Linked DNA regions of Homo sapiens: region 2 is linked to region 1. The links are chromatin loops, found by intact Hi-C in ENCODE. Cell type or tissue: CD14-positive monocyte. All regions are shown on one strand. Each heading gives the region's core, and the rest is flanking DNA. Links, peaks and the distances in the headings are about the cores only.

What was found. Hi-C counts contacts between places; a loop is a spot of excess contacts. Peaks named below come from ENCODE experiments on the same cell type or tissue, not always from the same donor. Only the 100,000 strongest peaks of a DNase experiment are listed, where the experiment ranks them.
Region 2: it touches region 1 in a loop (2.1-fold over the local background); 5 of 110 quality-filtered maps call a loop at or near these places.

Annotation. Positions count from the first base shown.
Region 1 is chr17:31,363,776-31,366,696 of GRCh38, reverse strand. The region is part of intron 57 of NF1 (neurofibromin 1); the gene reads right to left. Among named protein-coding and RNA genes, the nearest start is that of RAB11FIP4, 26 kb to the left of the region's middle. In CD14-positive monocyte, for the core only: no CTCF peak of the experiment used is centred there; no DNase peak of the experiment used is centred there.
Region 2 is chr17:31,293,454-31,296,374 of GRCh38, reverse strand. All of the region lies in intron 36 of NF1 (neurofibromin 1), which reads right to left. It overlaps OMG (oligodendrocyte myelin glycoprotein), which reads left to right. Exons shown (of 2, transcript NM_002544.5): 2 at 38-1,728. The coding sequence starts at 44. The coding sequence ends at 1,366. Among named protein-coding and RNA genes, the nearest start is that of OMG, 2.3 kb to the left of the region's middle. In CD14-positive monocyte, for the core only: no CTCF peak of the experiment used is centred there; no DNase peak of the experiment used is centred there.

The DNA.
Region 1 (2,921 bases), core at 167-2,666:
GGCCAGACTTGAACTCTTGGGCTCAAGCAATCCTCCCACCTCAGCCTCCCTAGTAGCTGGGACCACAAGCATGTGCCACTGTGCCCAGCTAAGAGGGAGATATTTCAAACCTAGTAAACAGAAGTATTACTGACTCAGAGCCAAGTCTAAGTTTAGAGCAATGGTTTAGATGAAATATCCCTCCGTACACAGAGCTATCAGCACTATTGGTTTAGGAATGTTATGATCACTACCTGATCTAGCCAGCTTCTCAGGAAGAAGGTCTACATTACAGAAGCAAAGTGAGAGAATGACTGGTAGGCTTGGACCAAGGCCAGAAATAAAAATGGAAGAAGGGAGTCTAAAGTAACGATGAACTAAGTATGTCTTTGTTCTAAAAAATTCACGCACCAATACTAACAGTAAAATGAGCTGATCAAACAAAAAAAAGTTAAAGCCTTTTTCCTAGTAAAAAAAAATTTTAGGCCAGGTGCGGTGGCTCATGCCTGTAATTCCCAGCACTTTGGGAGGTGGAGGTGGGAGGATCACAAGGTCAGGAGTTCGAGACCAGCATGGCCAATATGGTGAAACCCTGTCTCCACTAAAAATACAAAAATTAGCCAGGCATGGTAGTGGGTGCCTGTAGTGCCAGCTACTCAGCAGGGTGAAGCAGGAGAATTGCTTGAACCTGGGAGGCGGAGGTTGCAGTGAGCTGAGATCGTGCCACTGCACTCCAGCCTGGGTGACAGAGCAAGACTCCATCTCAAAAAAAAAAAAAAAAAAATTAAATAGATCACGAATTTACTTGTTTTGTTTAAAAACATTTTTGAGGTGAAAAATGTGTTATAAAACTTTTGCCATAATTATTACATGATCCTTCCACACAAATGTCCCTTTGAACTATCAGAATACTATATAGTACAAGGTACAACATGACAGGTATCACAATAGAGGTCAAAATAGTTATCTATGTACATTCTACTGCCCGTTCTGATCTGAAATATATTGAAGGCAGGTATCATGCCCTGGCAGCCCCTCTGCTCCCCTGGGGTCTAAGAGCCCCTTGCATATAGTAAACAATACATATATGTAGGATAAATATCTGGAATTTTGGTATTTTCTACAGTGCACTATAGTATTAATCTTGTATTTAAAATAAAAAAAATAGTGCACACTTAGAATTTGTTAAACAACATGGATCGGAAGGAAATAACTTTCAAGGCAAAAACCGTCAAGTCTCTGGTGATCAAGGATTCTAATACATACTTAACATACACCTACAAAACAGGTATTCAAATGTTTATTGAATTAACTTACAACAATTCTCCTCTGAAGAATATCAGAAGACCCTGATAAAGTATATATTAAATTTTAATGCTTTGGAAATGGATCCTATTAATTCATTTTCTTTCTTTCCTTCTTTTTTTTTTTTTTTTTTTGAGATAGGTTCTCAATCCCTGACTGGAGTGCAGTGGCATGATCACAGCTCACCACAGCCTTGACCTCTCCGGCTCAGGTGATTCTCCCACCCCAGCCTCCCAAGTAGCTGGGACTACAAATGCATGCCACTACGCCTGGCTAATTTTTCTATTTTTGTAGAGATGGGATTTCGTCATGTTGCCCAGGCTGGTCTCAAGCAATCCACCTGCCTCGGCCTCCCAAAAGTGTTAGGATTACAGGCGTGAGCCACCGCACTCAGCCTGGGTTTCATTTTCTAGTTCTAATTCTGGTTCTTCAATTCATGTCCAGCTCAGCTAGACTGGACCTAATAAGGATCATAATATCAAACCTGAAATATCCTTATATATCATAAAGTAAATGGATTCTCTTCAAGATGCTCTTATTGGTGTTTGGGAAAATCCTAAGAGCCAAAGTCTTACATCCATTTGCCTAAAGGGTCACAGTCAATGCAATTCTATATGCACTGAATCCCAGGTACAGTCACTGGCTCCACTGATGCCAAATTCAATTTCTACTAGGGAGGGATTCAGAAGACAACCATTTAGGTACTTTTATATGTAGACTTGTAAAACAGTCCCCCTTAGGATGGAGAATTAGGCTATGCTAATTTGTCAAGAAGAATGCATTTTCAGAGACAATTGCTTTATGTAAGTGACTACCACTTCTCCTCAAAGCTGGTAACTAACGAAATACTGCCCAAATGTTTAATTTAAGTAAGACCTAATGCTGGGGCAGGAGGGGGAGGAGGAGAGGTTCATGAATCTCTTATTTTGTTGATTTGCTAGTAGAAAATGTTGGACAAAAGAAAATACAGCTCAGTAGCTGATCCTGCTAAACATCAAAGATCTAGAATGAAGAGTTTTGCATTGACATGAAACATTTATAGCAAAGGATTGAATGCGTGCAGATCAGCAACATTTGCTTTTTGAAATAGGGCAATGGAACCTTTATCTGTTTAAATCTCAGTTGACTAAGTATAGGTTGATGTTGGGTAATTTGATGGTAAATCAAACTTATGCTCCATATCGGGGAATGACAGAGAACTTCTTTCAATACTACTGCTTGAGACTTGGCTGCTGGGAATGGAGATAAGGAAATGTTTTGGTTTCTATACAGCTAAACAGCAAAGTTGAAACGCCAGACTGAGTTAGGAATCTGGACAACTTTCTTTTGGTTTTTTGATATAAGCAAACTCAACGCCATAAAGAAATGAGATGGCTGAGCGCCGTGGCTCAAGCCTGTAATCCCAGCACTTTGGGAGGCTGAGATGGGTGGATCACCTAAGGTCAGGAGTTCGAGACCAGCCTGGTCAACATGGGGAAACCGGGTTTCTACTAAAAATACAATAATTAGCCAGGCGTGGTGGTGTGCACTTGTAATTCCAGCTACTAGGGAGGCTGAGGCAGGGGAATAGCTTGAACCAAGGAGGCAGAGGTTGCAGTGAGCCAAGACTGCGCCACTGCACTCCAGCCTGGGCTACT
Region 2 (2,921 bases), core at 311-2,810, 70 kb after region 1:
TGCATATTAAAAGAAGGGTGTATCTGTTTGTTTCTAGGCTTTGATGGAATATCAGATATTGAAAATGTCTCTCTGCCTGTTCATCCTTCTGTTTCTCACACCTGGTATTTTATGCATTTGTCCTCTCCAATGTATATGCACAGAGAGGCACAGGCATGTGGACTGTTCAGGCAGAAACTTGTCTACATTACCATCTGGACTGCAAGAGAATATTATACATTTAAACCTGTCTTATAACCACTTTACTGATCTGCATAACCAGTTAACCCAATATACCAATCTGAGGACCCTGGACATTTCAAACAACAGGCTTGAAAGCCTGCCTGCTCACTTACCTCGGTCTCTGTGGAACATGTCTGCTGCTAACAACAACATTAAACTTCTTGACAAATCTGATACTGCTTATCAGTGGAATCTTAAATATCTGGATGTTTCTAAGAACATGCTGGAAAAGGTTGTCCTCATTAAAAATACACTAAGAAGTCTCGAGGTTCTCAACCTCAGTAGTAACAAACTTTGGACAGTTCCAACCAACATGCCCTCCAAACTACATATCGTGGACCTGTCTAATAATTCTTTGACACAAATTCTTCCAGGTACATTAATAAACCTGACAAATCTCACACATCTTTACCTGCACAACAATAAGTTCACATTCATTCCAGACCAATCTTTTGACCAACTCTTTCAGTTGCAAGAGATAACCCTTTACAATAACAGGTGGTCATGTGACCACAAACAAAACATTACTTACTTACTGAAGTGGATGATGGAAACAAAAGCCCATGTGATAGGGACTCCATGTTCTACCCAAATATCATCTTTAAAGGAACATAACATGTATCCCACACCTTCTGGATTTACCTCAAGCTTATTCACTGTAAGTGGGATGCAGACAGTGGACACCATTAACTCTCTGAGTGTGGTAACTCAACCCAAAGTGACCAAAATACCCAAACAATATCGAACAAAGGAAACAACGTTTGGTGCCACTCTAAGCAAAGACACCACCTTTACTAGCACTGATAAGGCTTTTGTGCCCTATCCAGAAGATACATCCACAGAGACTATCAATTCACATGAAGCAGCAGCTGCAACTCTAACTATTCATCTCCAAGATGGAATGGTCACAAACACAAGCCTCACTAGCTCAACAAAATCATCCCCAACACCCATGACCCTAAGTATCACTAGTGGCATGCCAAATAATTTCTCTGAAATGCCTCAACAAAGCACAACCCTTAACTTATGGAGGGAAGAGACAACCACAAATGTAAAGACTCCATTACCTTCTGTGGCAAATGCTTGGAAAGTAAATGCTTCATTTCTCTTATTGCTCAATGTTGTGGTCATGCTGGCTGTCTGAGGGTCTGCATTTTCTGAAACTAATGAAAGCACTCCTCCCTGATGTACAGTTGGGAAAATATGTCCATATCTAACCAGTGATTCGAGCTATATTTAAGTATTCAAGAAAGCCAGTCTTAACATTTCTAACTCTGATGTAAATGAAGTAACTTGTCTTAAATAAAAGAAATGCACAATGTCTTGGTACTTGCTGCTATTTTACTGTCTTAATTAAGTAAACTAATGAGTTTCTTTTATAAAAAAAATGAAATGTTTTAAGGCTTCAATTTATTGCACAAAATATAAAGCATCTAAACTTTAATATGTATTTTATGTATGTTTACACTGTCAAACATCTGGAAAATAAAAGGTCTATGCTCATAACTGTGTCATTTGGCTTTCCAGTCATACCAACTTTAGCAGAATCAAAATGACCTCACCATTTTTGTTCTAGGGTACCTTGGTAAAATCTTTAAGGTAAATAAAATGGCGGTAGTATCCAAGGATATTTTACTGAAGTAAAATCGTAGCTGCCATCCCATGAATGGTTATGCTACAACATTATTTTACAGACAAGCCATAATTGTTTTAAATCTAAATGATGTCCTGCTTCTGAGGAACTCTTGGCTACTTGACAGATTATATAATGGACAAAAGCTCTTCAAAAAGCTAGAAGACACTAGGCTTTGCATTTTAATAAGAAAAGTTTAACGGTTGTGTTTTTTGCATGTAAGAAAAGTGTTAAAAACATAATGAAAAAATTTAAAAACATGTAAAGAAGCAGTTTTAGTGCAGATTTAACACACCATTAATGGAGAATTTAAATATTTACAAAATTAAAATCCTACTACATGAAGGAGAAGAAAATTTATCTTTTACAAATCAGAAATCAGAATTACCTAAATTAAAAATAAGATTAGCTTAAGAATAAAATCATTGGGTCTGACGAACTTGGGCAGTACTGAGGAAGTGAGGAAGGAGAGAGGGAAAGGGAAAAGGGCATTTGGTACTACAACCAGGTGGTGAACCCAGTAAAACAGACTGAGGACTAAGGCTAGGCATGGGACAGAGATCTTGACACTCCAAATCAAACCACACTGGAACTCCAACTAGAAGAAAATCACTGAGAAATTCTCTACAAATATAAAAGTTAGCCAACTTATGAATTAGTGACAAACATAAGAAACAGCCACAAGGCAGCAAAAGAAGTCCTGAAACAGGATTGATTAAAATGCAAGACAGCATAACTGAGATGGGTGAGACACAAATGTGGTATTTAATTTGTGAGACGTAAGGCAGAATCTCATTTCAAGCATTTCTAGAGGTGGGAAAAGATAGAGAAAGGAATTTTTATGTTCCTTCGTAAAAACTTTTAAAAATTCAGATAGCCTCCTTTGCTGGTTTAGGAACATTTCTATTGAGAGAGAGAAAAGTAACAACACTCTAATGTGTTCTTTTTTTTGCTTTTTAAGGACCAGGATTATGGAAAAATTACCATTAAGCTTCAACAAAACAGTCATCTTTCATGCTGTCTAGTACAGTGGCTCTCGAACATTTTCTGCCTTAGCAAACCTGAT